Linked DNA regions of Homo sapiens: region 2 is linked to region 1. Evidence: read pairs that join two places in POLR2A ChIA-PET (ENCODE). Cell type or tissue: GM12878. All regions are shown on one strand. Links, peaks and the distances in the headings refer to the core of each region. The heading gives the core; the rest is flanking DNA. Region 1 overlaps B3GNT4 (UDP-GlcNAc:betaGal beta-1,3-N-acetylglucosaminyltransferase 4). Region 2 overlaps CLIP1 (CAP-Gly domain containing linker protein 1).

The links. ChIA-PET counts read pairs that join two places held together with the same protein. Peaks named below come from ENCODE experiments on the same cell type or tissue, not always from the same donor. Only the 100,000 strongest peaks of a DNase experiment are listed, where the experiment ranks them.
Region 2: POLR2A ChIA-PET joins it to region 1 with 5 read pairs; 7 of 35 experiments call an interaction of 5 or more read pairs at or near these places.

What each region holds. Positions count from the first base shown.
Region 1 is chr12:122,206,605-122,214,933 of GRCh38, reverse strand. B3GNT4 (UDP-GlcNAc:betaGal beta-1,3-N-acetylglucosaminyltransferase 4) reads right to left here. Exons shown (of 3, transcript NM_030765.4): 3 at 5,982-8,329. The coding sequence ends at 7,546. It overlaps DIABLO (diablo IAP-binding mitochondrial protein), which reads left to right. Exons shown (of 6, transcript NM_001371333.1): 6 at 6,357-7,266. The coding sequence ends at 6,553. Among named protein-coding and RNA genes, the nearest start is that of B3GNT4, 7.1 kb to the right of the region's middle. In GM12878, for the core only: no CTCF peak of the experiment used is centred there; no DNase peak of the experiment used is centred there.
Region 2 is chr12:122,405,964-122,414,292 of GRCh38, reverse strand. The region is part of intron 1 of CLIP1 (CAP-Gly domain containing linker protein 1); the gene reads left to right. Among named protein-coding and RNA genes, the nearest start is that of CLIP1, 13 kb to the left of the region's middle. In GM12878, for the core only: no CTCF peak of the experiment used is centred there; a DNase peak (open chromatin) is centred at 641; H3K4me3 peaks cover 1,611 bases; H3K27ac peaks cover 3,017 bases.

The DNA of each region.
Region 1 (8,329 bases), core at 1-8,000:
GGGTCACTTGAGGTCAAGAGTTTGACACTACCCTGGCCACCGTGGTGAAACCCTGTCTCTACTAAAAATACAAAAATTAGCCAGGTGTAGTGGCACACGCCTGTGCAGGAGAATGGCTTGAACCCAGGGGGTGGAGGCTGCAGTGAGCCTAGATGGCTCCACTGCACCTCAAGCCTTGGTGACAGAGCAAGACTCTGTCTCAAGAAAAAAAAAAGAAACTGGGATGAGTCAGGCACAGGGACTCAACGCGTGTCTTTGGGAAGCCAAGGCAGGCAGATTGCTGGAGCCCAGGAGTTCAAGGGCAACACAGTGAAACCCCATCTCTACCAAAAATACAAAAATTAGCTGGGCGTATTGGCGCTCGCCTGTAGTCCCAGCTACTCGGGAGGCAGAGGTGGGAGGATTGCTTGAACCCAGGAGCTCAAGGCTGCAGTGAGCTATGATCATGCCTGTGCACTCCATCCTAGGCAAAAGAGCTAGACCCTGTCTCAAAAAAGAAATTGTTATATTAAAACATACTCTTGTTTTCTGATGTCAAGATTAGCAGGCTAGGGTTCTCAATCATCAAATCTTAAAAATGATACAAAGGGCTGGGTGTGGTGGCTCACACCTGCAATCCCAGCTACTTGGGAGGGTAAGATAGGAGGATCACTTGAGCCTGGGAGGCAGAGGTTGCAGTGAGGTGAGATCATTGCACTCCAGCCTGTGCAACAGAGTGAGACCCCATCTCAAAGAAAAGATATAAAACATTTTTTAAGGTAAGTGTTGTGTCATCATACTGAAAAACAAAAAATAATTCTTTTAGAAGGTTTTTTTTGTTGTTGTTAGTTTTTTTGTTTGTTTGTTTTTTTGAGACAGTCTCATTCCATCCCCCAGGCTGGAGTGCAGTGGTGTGAACTCAGCTCACTGCAACCTCCACCTCCCTGCTTCAAGCAATTCTCTTGCCTCTGCCTCCTGAGTAGTTGGGCTTGGAAGCGCCTGCCACCATGCCTGGCTAATTTTTTTATTTTTAGTAGAGACGGAGTTTCACCATGTTGGCCAGACCGGTCTTGAATTCCTGATCTCAGGTGATCTGCCTGCCTCGGCCTCCCAAAGTGCTGGGATTACAGACATGAGCCACTGCGCTTGGCCCAGAAAAAGTAGTGATCCTGAGAAAAAGTAGTGATCCTGAGGGATCAGAGATTTGGAACAAGAATGAAACAACGGAAGTGTGGAAGCAGCATTATAGTTGTGCCACACAAACATGGCAGAGGATTTCTAGGTGCAGTGAACAGGAGGATATGCTTATATCTAGAAGGAGAAAAGGAGAATATCTAGAAGGAGAAAAGGAGGGGATGTATAAGCATTATTTGAGAAAAGTAGACATTTTCCTAGAACTCATAGAAAGGGCTAACAAAGTTGTAAACGGAATTTTTTTTTTTTTTTTCCCTGAGACAAGGTCTTACTCTGTTACCAGGCTGGAGTACAGTGGCACAATCATGGCTCACTGCTTACTACAGCCTTAGCCTCTGGGCTCAAGCGATCCTACCATGTCAGTCTCCCAGGTAGCTGGGATTATATGTTTCCGGTAGAGACAGGATTTTGCCATGTTGTCCAGGCTGGTCTTGAACTCCTGAGCTCAAGTGATCCACCCGCCTTGGCCTCTCAAACTGCTGGGATTACAGACATGAGACACTGTGCACGGCCTTATGATTTCACTTTTTTAACCAAAAATCTGGTCCAGGTGCAGTGGCTCATACCTGTTGTAATCCCAGCACTTCGGGATGCCTAAGCAGGTGGATCACTTGAGCTCAGGAGTTCGAGACCAGACTTGACAACACGATGAAACCCTGTCTCTACAAAAAAATTAGCCAGGCATGGTGATGGGCGCCTGTAGTCCCAGCTTCTTGGGAGGCTGAGGTGAGAGGATCACTTGGGCCCTGGAGGTCGAGGCTGCAGTGAGCCATGATCAGGCCAGTGTACCCCAGCCTGGTTGACAAAGCAAGACCCTGTCTTAAAAACAAAAAAATGGCCGGGCGCAGTGGCTCACGCCTGTAATCCCAGCACTTTAGGAGGCTGAGGTGGGCGGATCATGTGGTCAGGAGATAAAGACCATCCTGGTTAACATGGTAAAACCCCGTCTCTACTAAAAATACAAAAAAATTAGCTATGTGTGGTGGCGGGTGCCTGTAGTCCCAGCTACTCGGGAGGCTGAGGCAGGAGAATGGCGTGAACCTGGGAGGCAGAGCTTGCAGTGAGCAGAGATCACACCACTGCACTCCACCCTGGGCAACAGAGCAAGACTCCATCTCAAAAAAAAAAACAAAAATAAATAAATAAGCGAACAATAAAGTAACAGCATAACAAAAAGATTCAGAGCAAAATCCCAAAAGCTACTAAGAAAAAATAGATTACCTACAAAGGAAGTAGAATCAAACATCAGGCATCTTCTCCGCAACACTAGAGGTGACGATAAATCCATAACCTAGGATTTTATGTATAGCCAACTACCATCAAAAAGTGAGAATAAAAGATATCCTCAGACATAGACTCAAAGTACCACCTGTATACACTTTCTGGAAGAACTATGAAGAAGGAAAAATCAGTTTTGAGAGAAGCTACTAAGATTTTTTTTCAAAAGTTCTGAGTGTAAAACAAGTTTTTAAATTTGGGAAAGTGAAAACATGCTAAGCACATTGACATTAGACATTGTTAAACACTGCAAAGAGAATTAGTAGGAGTGGGAGGAAACTTGGTAGCTCCAGTTGAGGCAGGAAAGGTTTAAAAAGAAAACCCGTCAATTAGAAAATACAAAATTGGGCCACGTGCAGTAGTTCACACCTATGATCCCAGCACTTTGGAAGGCCAAGTCAGATGGATCAGCTGAGGTCAAGAGTTCGAGACCAGCCTGGCCAACATGGCAAAACTCCATCTGTAATTTAAAAAAAAAAAAAAAAAATTATAGGAATAATTTCAAACATCAGTGATTGCAGTAAAAATAAACTTATTAAATGACACGTTTAGATTGTGTTCCAAAATTTAGCTAAAACTAGCTAAATCAAAGAATTCAAGATAAAAAGTAATCAGTAGGACAGAACAATTCATTAAGACATTATCAATCATGAAATGTACTTAATGAGGCAAAAACTGATAGAATTACAAGGAGATCTGAGATGTGTGTAATACTCAATTTTCTGAGCACGCTTGCAGGTCAAGACAACCAAAAAAATTAAAGCTATTAAAGCTATTAAGGATTAGAACAGAATTTGTTTTGGAGACAGGGTCTTGCTCTGTTGCCCAGGCTGGAGTGTAATGGCATGATCACAGCTTACTGCAGCCTTGACCTGGGCTCAAGCCATCTTCCCATTTCAGCGTCCCAAGCAGCCCAACTAATTTTCTTTTTTTTTTTTAAGAGTTGGTGTCTTGTTATGTTCCCCAGGCTGATTTTGAACTCATGGGCTCAAGTGATCCTCCCGTCTTGGCCTGCCAGAGTGCTAGGATCACAGGCGTGAGCTGAGCCACTGCACCCAGCTCAGTGTGATTGTTTTTTATTTTGGAGACAGGGTCTCACTCTGTCACCCGGGTTGGAGTGCAGTTCCTTGATCTTGGCTCACCGTTACTTCTGCCTCCCAGGGTCAAGCAATCCTGTCTCAGCCTCCTGAGTAGCTGGGACCACAGGCAGTCACCACCACGCCCGATTAATCTTTTTTATTTTTTGGTAGAGATGGGGTTTCACCATGTTGCCCAGGCTAGTCTCGAACTCCTGAGCTAAGGCAGTCCACCTGCCTCAGCCTCCCAAAGTGCTGGGATTACAGGCGTGAGCCACTGTGCCCGTCTGTGATTTTTTTTTTTTTTTTTTTTTTTTTTTTTTTTTTTTACTTTTAACTAAACAAAGGAAAATCAGATTTGTGTGTGTGAGAGAGACAGGGTCCATGCGGGAATGCTGTGGTGGGATCATAGATCATAGCTTGCTGTAGTCTCAACCTCCTGGACTCAAGTGATCCTCCCCACTTTAGCCTCCCCAGTAGCTGGGATTACAGGTGCACACCACCATGCCCCAGCTAATTTTTTTATTTTTAGTAGAAACAGAGTTTTGCTAAGTTTCCCAGGCTGGTTTTGCAGAGTGGTTTTTAAACACCTAACAAATGTATATATACTAAATATAAAACTTTGCCCCCTCCCTCTAAATTTACATACTCTTCTAAGACACACAGTAAATTTTGTACCAGGTGACAAAAGGAAGAGACAACAAAATCATTTAAAAAGTTGATATATCACCTGGGCGCGGTGGCTCACGCCTGTAATCCCAGCACTTTGGGAGGCCAAGGCGGGTGGATCACGAGGTCAGGAGATCAAGACCATCCTGGCTAACGTGGTGAAACCCCGTCTCTACTAAAATAAAAAAAATAAATAAATAAATTAGGCATGGTGGTGGGCACCTGTAGTCCCAGCTACTCAGGAGGCTGAGGCAGGAGAATGGCGTGAACCCGGGAGGTGGAGCTTACAGTGAGCCGAGATCGCGCCACTGCACTCCAGCCTGGGTGATAAGTGAGACTCCATCTCAAAAAAAAAAAAAAAAAAAAGGTAGAAATGGTATTCGAAGATTTTGATGTCCCCAAAATGGACACCAGGGCCTAGGATGTTTCGTGGGAGAGTTTTATCAAATCTTCCAAAACTATAATACCTATGTTACTGTAAGTGTACCAGCGCAAAGAAAGTAATGACAAGCCTCCTCTTACTACTGTATGAAGCCAGCATAGCCCCGATCCCAAACTGGACTAGGGCAGCACCAAAACGAAAAGCTCAGTATCACTTCAAAATGTAGCCGTAAATCAAACGTAGCCATTTACCCTCAAAATAGAATGATAGTTCAACACTGTAAAAAACTATAGAGTGAGACTCCTTCTCAAACAAATATAATTCACTGTTTGAGATGATATATCCATAGATTAAAGGAGAAAAACCACTTAACATATGCCCAAAACATCTTCAGTGTAGTAGCCATTTATGATTCGAATCTAAGTACAATTATGAAGAGATAATTTTCTTAATGTAATAAAGGTTAAGTAATCCTACTTAATTGTGTGGACTTTCAGAAGTGTTTTCATCGAAGTTAGAAGAGGAGGATGCCTGCCATTCTCCACTACCTGTCAACATTGTCCTGAAGGTTCTTGTTAATGCAGTAAGATCAAAATGTTCTACAGACGAATTGATAAAATGTATATACCCAGATGGTGAAATACACTAACTAGCAGCAGGTAAAATGAGAGAGCTCATTTTTTTTTTTGGGGGGGAGACGAGTTTCACTCTCACCTAGGCTGGAGTGAAGTGGCGCGATCTCAGCTCACTGCAACCTCCGCCTCCCAGGTTCAAGCAATTCTCCTGCTTCAGGCTCCCAAGTAGCTGAGACTGCAGGTGCACTCTGCCACACCCAGCTACTTTTTTTGTATTTTAGTAGAAACGGGGTTTCACCGTGTTACCCAGGCTGGTCTTGAACTCCTGAGCTCAGGCAGTCCACCCACCTCGGCATCCCAAAGTGCTAGGATTACAGGCACGAGCCACTGCACCCAGCCTTTTTTCTTTTTTTCTTTTTTTTTTGAGACGGAGTCTGTCGCCCAGGCTGGAGTGCAGTGGCACGATCTTGGCTCACTTCAGCCTTCGCCTCCCGGGTCCAAGCTATTCTCCTGCCTCAGCCTCCCAAGTAGCTGGGATTACAGGCATGCGCCACCATGCCTGGCTAATTTTTTTTTGTATTTTTGGTAGAGACGGGTTCACCATGTTAGCCAGGCTGGTCTCGAACTTCTGACCCTCAGGTGATCTGCCTGCCTTGGCTTCCCAAAGTTCTGAGATTAGAGGCGTGAGCCACTGCGCCCGGCCTTCAAAACATGTTTAAGTGAAAAAATTATAAAACATATTTAATACCTTTTATGCTGTTACATAAATTTATAGTAAAAAAATATTTTTCTATGCATTCCTTTACCTTTAAAGATTAGTCAAGGTGATGAAAGGGATCTTTGACAATTTTATTCATGATCTCTTTGTCAAAAAGAAATGGAAGATGTGTAGTTAAAAAAATTAATCAAAGGTCTGTACTAAAAGCTCTGTAGCTATAAAGATGATTGTGAGAGTTGCATTTAATAATTGTGATGTTGGCCGCTGACAGCTGAAGAAAAATGCTGTTTTTGACAGAGTGTCAGTTAAATCCAGACCTGAACATAGAGGTGGAAGTTTCTTTGCAGAGAGAGAAGACAGGGAGGTCAAGGAAAGTGACCCCAAGAGGGGTTCAGATGACAGCCACAGCACCCCCAGGCCAACGTCCACATGAGCCTTCCGCGCCCTGCACGGCTGCTCAACCCGATTGTCCCATCTTTTGGCAGGCGCAGATCAGGCCTCTATAACCGCCAGGAATCACATTCAGCTGGTGAAACTGCAGGTGGAAGAGGTGCACCAGCTCTCCCGGAAAGCAGAAACCAAGCTGGCAGAAGCACAGATAGAAGAGCTCCGTCAGAAAACACAGGAGGAAGGGGAGGAGCGGGCTGAGTCGGAGCAGGAGGCCTACCTGCGTGAGGATTGAGGGCCTGAGCACACTGCCCTGTCTCCCCACTCAGTGGGGAAAGCAGGGGCAGATGCCACCCTGCCCAGGGTTGGCATGACTGTCTGTGCACCGAGAAGAGGCGGCAGATCCTGCCCTGGCCAATCAGGCGAGACGCCTTTGTGAGCTGTGAGTGCCTCCTGTGGTCTCAGGCTTGCGCTGGACCTGGTTCTTAGCCCTTGGGCACTGCACCCTGTTTAACATTTCACCCCACTCTGTACAGCTGCTCTTACCCATTTTTTTTACCTCACACCCAAAGCATTTTGCCTACCTGGGTCAGAGAGAGGAGTCCTTTTTGTCATGCCCTTAAGTTCAGCAACTGTTTAACCTGTTTTCAGTCTTATTTACGTCGTCAAAAATGATTTAGTACTTGTTCCCTCTGTTGGGATGCCAGTTGTGGCAGGGGGAGGGGAACCTGTCCAGTTTGTACGATTTCTTTGTATGTATTTCTGATGTGTTCTCTGATCTGCCCCCACTGTCCTGTGAGGACAGCTGAGGCCAAGGAGTGAAAAACCTATTACTACTAAGAGAAGGGGTGCAGAGTGTTTACCTGGTGCTCTCAACAGGACTTAACATCAACAGGACTTAACACAGGCCTCTTGTTCCTTCCTTTCTTTCCGTTTCTCTATTGTATCCAAAGGAGAAGAGTGTAAGATTTTGTTTGCATCTGAAAGAGAAAATGCGTCTCTCCTGGGGTCCTATGCAGCCTCCTTCCTTGAGGTCCCAGACTGCAGCGCCCCAGGCAGCGCCCGGAATGCCCCGACAGGTTCCTGGCAGCATTTGCTACACTTTGGCTCCCATTCAACATATGCTGGACAAGTTAGCTGGGTTGCAGTGTTTTTAATCAGAGCTAACAGGGTGAGAGGAGTTAAAAAACCAAGTTGGCATTTTCTGTAGAGCAGCAGGCATCAATTTCGCATCACGATAGAGAATCAACACTGAGTCCACTCTCAGGCTGTTGCCCAACCCACCCTTCAGCGCTGGGGTATGGGGCCAGCTGCACACTTGAGCCCCTCATCTGTCACCAGTGCCCACATGGTCCACATCTCGAGGGGGCTGAGGCGGTGAACCAGCAGGAGCCCCCTATACAGGCAGGGGTCTAAGGGGTCCAGGGGCCGCCGGATTCCAAATGTCTTGAAGCCAGCATGGTGCATAGGGCTCAGCCCCAGCCGCCTCAGGCACATACCCACAAAGACATCATCAATGGGGAAGAGTTCAGCATCTTCCATGATAGCCTGGAGGCGCCGCACTGTGGCTCTGGACATGACATATCCTCCCCCACCAGCATAGGGTGGGTAGTGGGTGGCCCTGTACATTGAGGGTGGGATGAAGTATTTGACCTTAGTGTTCCTGTTGGGCAGGGCTTGGCGGATGACATCTCCCACCAGGAGGTCCTGGGCTGGGTCCCAGCCATCCAGGAACTCTAACACGTTGGGGACGTGGACAAAGACATCGTCATCTCCCTTTAGCATGAAATGGGCCTGGGGGCAGGCAGCCACCACCCAGCGCTGCAGGTGCAGCTCCTTGAGCGTCAGGTTGAAGAAGTCCTCAGTGAAGTCCCACTGGAGGATGTCATCAAACTCCCTACTCTCATAGGCCAGCAGCTGGGCTGGGGGAGCGGATCCTGCCACCCCTAGGAGGAACACCAGCTTCAGCTGCCGGCCCCTAGCCCATCCCCCCACCCTGCCCCACGTGCTGCGGATAGCCGCACGTCGCTCCACGTGACCAGGCTGTGACTTGATGGCCAGGAGCAAGAAG
Region 2 (8,329 bases), core at 119-8,118, 200 kb before region 1:
GCCTGTAGTCCCACCTACTTGGGAGGCTGAGGCAGGAGGATCTCTTAAACCCAAGAAATCTGATCCCAGGAGGCTACAGTGAGCTGTGTTCACGCCACTGCACTCCAAGCTGGACAACAGAGTGAGACCCTGTCTCAAAAAAAACAAACAAACAAAAAACAAACCCCCAAAACCAAAGTACACATATTAAAGTGTACAATTCAATCAAAATTAAAAAATAAAAACAATTTCAAGGAAGAGTGACCTCTTCAGGTTTCAATCAAGGGAACAGAGGGAGACTTTTTTTGTTGCTTGTAGTTTGTCAGAGTGTAATTAGCCAACCTTGAATTTGGCTAGGACATCTGGGGTAATATCCTGGCCCTGGCACCAAGTACCAAGGAATCTTGGCCACAATGAGTAAAGAGCTTTTTTTTTTTTTCTTTTAATCTCCATATGGCACTTCCAGAAGGACATATTCCACTAGCACTAACTCAATGGGTGGGTCTACTTTTTAATTGTCTATTTATTGTGGTTCAGCAACAAAATCTTAAAAGTATGCTTTCAAAATCTCTCAAAAGAGGAAGTAGTCATATTACAGAATCCCTATTGGGAACCCTCCTTGGTGTCTCTTACCCTGGGGAAGTTTATTCTCATCCACCTCTTTGCAGGAATGCTAATGAGACTACAGGCAGACATTTTGCTGCCCTAATGTTTTCTATAAGCGTAAGCTCTAAAATACTTCCGACTTGAATTAAGCAGTTTGGTGTTTGTTTGCTCCTTTGCTTACTTATGTCTAAGTATGATTTGGATAGATCCCAGTTTAACTCTGCCCCTTTTTAACACTTAAAATTGCCGAGTCCTTGATTTATAATATCTTCTCCGAAGTTAAGGCCCAGAAGATCCAGATGTTCAGGGTGTGCAAATCATCCAAAACTTGGGTTTGATGTATAAAGGGAGGCAATATAATAAGTCTTTTTCCCCCCGATTCTAAAAATCCCTTCTTTTACTCAAGTATTGTAGTGAAATATTTGGCATATTCTCCCCCTCTTCTCAGGAAAGATAAGAGTCAGTAGGGATGTTTTCCTGAAAATCTTTTAATCAAGGCCTTTGACCTCTTGCCTCCTCTCTCTTCCTGATTTACCCCATATAATGACTTTTTATTAGAGACATTATGTTCTAATACCTTAAAGCAGGAAGGGACCTATTTAGACTTTTCCTTTCTAGACCGTAAATAAACTTTATAAGCAGGGTGATTTTTTTTATAGCCTAAGTGAAAGAAAACTTATTGCCTGGGTTTCTGAAAAGTGGGTGTCTTTATTACATGAAACCATGTGACTAGTTTCTGTTGAAAGGGATACGTAGCTTGCTTAGGTTGTCATCTTGAGAATCTAGTCAAGTTTAGATTTTAGAAAATGTTTTCCAGTGAAGTTTTTTTTAGGGTCTCAGGTTTATTTTTTTCTTTATGTATTAGTTTTAAGATGGGCTTTACATTTTAGTAACATAATGTTCTCTTCTTAAAATATGTAGGTTAATTGTATAAATTATAAAATTTGCATAGATACAAAAACACAGAAAAAAACAAATTATCCATGATGCTACTGCCCAGAGGAATCTTTTTGATACTTTAGAGTATGTACTTTGGTTTTTTTTTGTTTTTTAGAGACGGAGTCTCGCTCTGTCACCCAGGCTGGAGTGCAGTGGCGTGATCTTGACTCACTGCAACCTCCGCCTACCGAGTTCAAATGATTCTCCTGCCTCAGCCTCTTGAGTAGCTGAGATTACAAACACGTGCCACCTTGCCCGTCTAATTTTTGTATTTTTAGTAGAGACGGGGTTTCGCCATGTTGGCCAGGCTGGTCTCAAACTGATGACCTCATGAAATCCGCCCACCTCAGCCTTCCAAAGTGCTGGGATTACAGGGGTGAGCCACCACGCCTGGCCTCAGTCTTCTTATTAAAAAATTTTTTTGGCCAGGTGTGGTGGCTCACCCCTGTAATCCCAGCACTTTGGGAGGCTGAAGTGGATGGATCCCGTGAGCTCAGGGCAACATGGCAAAACTCCATTTCTACAAAAACAAAAGTTAGCCAGGGATGGTTGTGTACCTGTGGTCTCAGCTACTCAGGAGGCTGAGGTGGGAGGATTCCTTGAGCCCAGGAGGTTGAGGCTGCAGTAAGCCATGATTGTGCCATTGCACTCCAGCTTGGGTGTCAGAGTGAGAGCCTGTCTCTTAAAAAAAAAAAAAAAAAAAAAAAAGAAAATAACTGGTTGTAGATAGTAAGTAGGAAAACTGCTAAGTACACCAGTTTTTTAAAAAATAACAGCTTTATTGAGATATAATTCATATGCCATACAGTTTAGTAACTTAAAGTATACAATTCAGTGGTTTTTTAGTATATTCGCAGTTATGCACCCATCACCATTATCAGTTTTATTATATTTTCATTTTTTTTCCTTTTCTCCCATTTGGAAAAGTAAGTTTTAATATATTTTTGTCATCCCCAGAAGAAATCATGTATCCATTAGCAGTCACTCCTTATTTCTGCCAACTTTCCCAGCCCTAGGCAGGAGGCCAGGAGTTTGATGCCAGCCTGGGCAACATGGCAAATCTACTCTCGTCTCTACAGATTTGTTTATTCTGGACATTTCTTATAAAGGGAATCATACATTATGACTGGCTTCCTTCGCTTAACATAGTGTTTTCAGGGTTCCTCCATGTTGTGGCATGCATCTGCCCTTGATTCCTTTTTATGGTTGAGTAATATTCTGTTGTGTAGATATACCCCAATACCACATTGTGTCTCTTCATCACTTGATGAACCTTTGGATTGTTTCTACTTTTTGTCTCATGAATACTGCTGCTGTGAGCATTCATGTATAAATTTTTTGTTTTTGTTTTTGAGATGGAGTTTCGCCCTTGTCTCCCAGGCTGGAGTGCAATGGCGTGATCTCGGCTCATTGCAACCTCCACCTCCTGGGTTGAAGCAAATCTCCTGCCTCAGCCTCCCCAATAGCTGGGATTACAGGCGCCTGCCACCACACCCAGTTAATTTTTATAGTTTTAGTAGAGACAGGGTTTCGCCATGTTGCCTGGGCTTGTCTCAAACTCCTGACCTCAGGTGATCCGCCCACCTCAGCCTCCCAAAGTGCTGGGATTACAGGCGTAAGCCACTATGCCTGGCTCTTGTGTCTAATTTTTTGTGTAGACATATGCTTGCTTTTATGTTGGGCCTATACCTAAGAATGTTATAGAATTGCTGGGTCATATGCGAACTCTACCTTTTGAGGCAGTACAATACTGTTTTCCAAAGTGGTTGTACCACCAGCAATGAATGAGGTTCAGCTTGTCCAAATCCTCACCAGCACTTCTATGTCTTTTTGATTATAGTCATCCTAGTGAGTGTGCAGTGTGGTATCTCATCGTGATTTTGATTTGTATTTACCTGGTGGCTAGTAATATTGAACATCCTTTCATGTGCTTATTGGCCGTTTGTATAGCTTCTTTGGAGAAACAAACCTGTTATCTTTTTCTTTTTACCTTCAAAATATTACTTATAAGGCCGGATGTGGTGGCTCACGCCTGTAATCCCAGCACTTTGGGAGGCTGAGGTGGGCAGATCACTTGAGGTCAGGAGTTCGAGACCAGCCTGGCCAACATGGCAAAACCCTGTCTCTACTAAAAATACGAAAATTAGCTGGGTGTGGTGGCACGTGCCTGTAATCCCAGCTACTCGGGAGGCTGAGGCAGGAGAATCGCTTGAACCCAGGAGGTGGAGGTTGCAGTGAGCCGAGATTGCGCCACTGCACTCCAGCCTGAGTGACAGAGCGAGACTCCATCTCAAAAAAAAAAAAAAAAAAGTGTGTGTGTGTCTGTGTGTATATATATGTGTGTGTGTGTATACATAAATAAATATAACTTTACAAAGGCAAAGTATAGAACAATGGTATGTTACCATTTCGAATGAAAATGGTATACAAAAGAATGCCTTTATCTTTTAGTTTCTATATTTAGCAGATATTTATTAAGCATCTACTATAGGGAGGTACTAGCCCAGACACTGGGAAAGTTGAGTAAAACAGTCATGTGTCCTGCTCTCGAGGAAACTGTAGCTGTTAATGGATTGCAGATTAAGAGCAAGAAATGAGGCTAGGCATGGTGACTCATGCCTGTAATCCCAGCACTTTGGGAGGCTGAGGTGGGTGGATCACTTGAGGCCAGGAGTTCAAGACTAGCCTGGCCAACATAGCAAAACCCTGTCTCTACTAAAAATACAAAAAATTAGCCAGGCATGGTGACAGGCGCCTGTAGTCCCAGCTACTCGGGAGGCTGAGGCAGGAGAATGGCGTGAACCCAGGAGGCGGAGCTTTCAGTGAGCCGAGATCTCACCACTGCACTCCAGCCTGGGTGACAGAGCAAGACTCAGTCTCAAAAAAAAAAAAAATAAAAATAACAAACACTGAAGTTAGATTTTAAAATCCAAATGAGGCCGGGCGCGGTGGCCCACGCCTGTCATCTTAGCACTTTGGGAGGCCAAGGTGGGTAGATCACCTGAGGTCAGGAGTTCGAGACCAGCCTGGCCAACATGGTGAAAGCCTGTCTCTACTAAAAATACAAAAACTAGCTGGGGGTGGTGGCAGGGGCCTGTAATCCCAGCTACTCGGGAGGCTGATGCAGGAGAATCGCTTGAACCTGGGAGGCAGAGGTTGCAGTGAGCTGAGATTGAGCCACTGCACTCCAACCTGGGCAACAGAGTGAGACTCTGTCTTGAAAAAAATTAAAATCCAAATGAAACCAATTCCTAGTTTCCACTTACAGCATCTAAGGTGGTTGTACAGAAACTATCTTATGGATTTGTGAGTAAATTTAGTAGACTGCTTCTCTTGAAATATAGGCTGGGCGTGGTGGCTCGTGCCTGTAATCCCAGCACTTTGGGAAGCCAAGGTGGGCAGATCACTTGAGGCCAGGAGTTTGAGACCAGCCTAGCCAACATGGTGAAACCCTGTCTCTACTAAAAATATAAAAATTAGCTGGGCGTGGTTGCGCATGCCTGTAATCCCAGCTACTCCAGAGGCTGAGGCGGAAGAATCGCTTGAACCTGGGTGGCAGTGGTTGCAGTGAACTGAGATCATGCCACTGTATTCCAGCCTGGGCAACAGAGCAAGACTCCATCTCAAAAAAAAAGAAAAAGAAAAGAAAAATATTATAGGCTGGGCGTGGTAACTCATGCCTGTAATCCCAGCACTCTGGGAGGCCAAGGCGGGCGGATCACCCGAGGCCAGGAGTTTGAGACCAGCCTGGCCAACATGGTGAAACCCTGTCTCTACAAAAATATAAAGATTAGCCGGGCATGGTTGTGCAGACCTGTAATCCTGGCTACTTGGGAGGCTGACGCAGGAGAATCACTTGAGCCTGGGAGGCGGAGGTTGCAGTGAGCCAAGATCGTGCCACCCTGGGTGACAGAGTGGAGACTCCATCTCAAAAAAATAATAAACAATAAAAAAAATATCAAGGTGCCCTGTAGTATTGTGAAAATAGAAACGTGGTTATAGGCCGGGCACAGTGGCTCATGCCTTTAATTCCAACACTTTGGGAGGCTGAGGCAGGAGGATCTCTTGAGCCCAGGAGTTCAAGACCAGCCTGGGCAACATAGTCTCTTAAAAACAGAATAGGCTGGGCGCGGTAGCTCACACCTGTAATCCCAGCACTTTGGGAGGCCGAGGTGGGTGGATCACGAGGTCAGGAGATCGAGACCATCCTGGCTAACACGGTGAAACCCTGTCTCCACTAAAAATACAAAAAATTAGCCTGGTGTGGTGGCAGGCGCCTGTAGTCCCAGCTACTCGGGAGGCTGAGGCAGAAGAATGGCGTGAACCTGGGAGGTAGAGGTTGCAGTGAGCTGAGATTGCACCACTGCACTCCAGCCTGGGCGACAGAGTGAGACTCCATCTCAAAAAAATATATAATAAAAAATAAAGAAATGTCTCAAAAAAATGTGGTTATTTGTCCATTGTCTCTCAAGACCTATAGCAACTATTAAACTTGCTCATTTGCAAAATAAAAACAAGAACCTTTTTTTTTTTTTTTTTGAGACGGAGTATCATTCTTATCGTCTAGGCCAGAGTGCAATGGTGTGAGCTCTGTAACCTCCGTCTCCCGGGTTCAAGTGATTGTCCTGCCTCAGCCTCCTGAGTAGCTGGGATTACAGGTGCCCGCCACCATGCCTGGCTAATTTTTGTATTTTTAGTAGAGATGGGGTTTCGCCATGTTAGTCAGGCTGGTCTTGAACTCCTGACCTCAGGTGATTTGCCTCGGCCTCCCAAAGTGCTGGCATTACAGGCAAGAAAGCTTTTATGAAAAGAAAAAAACCCAATCCAATATGAAAGACCTTGATTCTTCTAGGAGTTGTCTTTGTACCCTTTTCTTGTTCAGAGCAGTTTTGGTATGCTTTTGCTTTTGGTGTGGGCCATGTCTGACTGTTTAAGGGGCAGGCAACAATATGCCAACTTTTTTCCTTTGTGAAGAATGGAAAGGGAAATCAATTCTTTTTTTTTTTTTTTTTTTTTTTTTGAGACAGGGTCTCACCAAAAACCCTCCTTGTAGCACGTGTTCTCACTCTGTCTCAAGAAAAAAAAAAAACTCATCCAGGCTGGAGTGCAGTGGCACAATCACAGCTCACTGCAGCTTCAATCTCCTGGGCTCAGGTGATCCTCCTTCAGCCTCCCAGATAGCCTGGACTGCAGGCACGCGACACCATACCTGGCTAATTTTTTGTAGAGATGGAGTTTTGCCGTGTTGCCCAGGCTGGTTTTGAACTCCTGGGCTCAAGTGATCTTCCTGCCTCAGCCTCCCAAAGTGCTGAGATTGCAGGTGTGAACCACCTTGGCTGGGGAGGTCAGTTTTAACTTGCCTTGAGATTGACTCTTTGATCTCACTGCTGTATATAATAATTTAGAAACATTTATTCATCAGTTTACATTAGGGTCAGGAGCCTGGAGATTGGGGTTTTAGTCCTAGACTGTTAAGTAAGTATGACCTTGACAAGTGATTTCACTTTTTAGAATCAGTTTTCTTGTTGGTAAAATGAGAGAGTTGAACTAGATTGCTACAGTCTCTTCTGATTCTAACATTTTATGATGCTATATTAAGCACATTGCTTCTTTTTACACGTTAGTATAATTGACTGCTGCCGACCCATTAAGTAAGTTCTTCTGGGAGATACTAGAGAGGCCTAGTAATTTCAGCCCCTTTTAAGATCTGTGTCTTAAGCTAGTGGTATGTGTTAGAGTTACAAAGTCACAGGAATTTTGTAGAATTTTGTGTAAATGAACAAAATAACTCAAATTATTCAGCTTTCCATGTTCCCTTAAAACATTTTTTTTTTTTTTTGCAGATGGAGGAACATTGGGAGGCTCTTTATTTTCTGCGTGCTAAGTAGTAGGAATATAAATCTGCACTCAGACTGAGCTGTGCAAAGGCATTCATAATTGCAGGCAGTTGCATCAGAGCTCAGAGTTCCATCTCTAAAAAAAACATTGTCTTATGCCCCAACCTTCTCCCTGGGTTAGTTTTTAATCCTGTCCTTCCTTTTTAAAACTTCTCTAGGTACAACTTGTATTCTGTACTATGTCATACACACCTTAAGTTTTAAATACATATAATTTTCTTAAGCACAGAATAATTTTTCAAAGGGGTATGTCTACTCTTGACTTTGGAAAGATACCATAAACTTTGTATTTACTGTCAGTGTCTTATTGTGTGATATTCTCAAATCAACACTTAAGGTTAGCAGGCTAATTTTATAAATTGCTCTGTAAGGTTTGTCTCAGTTAGAAATTGGAAATAAAACTTCCTTGTAGCTCCTTTTGAATTAAGGGGCCAGTTAATTTTCTGATACTTACTGACTTGTGTCAGTCCTTTAGTGTCTGAATGGGCTTTTCACATTGATCCATTTATTTTTACTTGTTTGAGACAAGGTCTCACTCTGTGGGACCACAGGCACGCACCACCACGCCTGGCTAATTTTTGTATTTTTTGCAGAGACAGGGTTTCGCCATGTTTCCTAGGATGATCTCAAACTCCTGAGCTCAAAACTATCTGCCCACCTTGGCCTCCCAAAGTGTTGGGATTATGGGCGTGAGCCACTGAGCTGGCCGGCATTGACCTTTTAAATAAACAGTGATTACAATATTTACTCATCTTTCGTACTTTATCCTTAAAGATATGCTGTTTGCTTCCCGCCCCCCATCCCCCAGATGGAGTCTTGCTCTGTCACCCAGGCTGGAGTGCAGTGGTGCCATCTAGGCTCACTGCAACCTCTGCCTCCCGGATTCAAGCGATTCTCCTGCCTCAGCC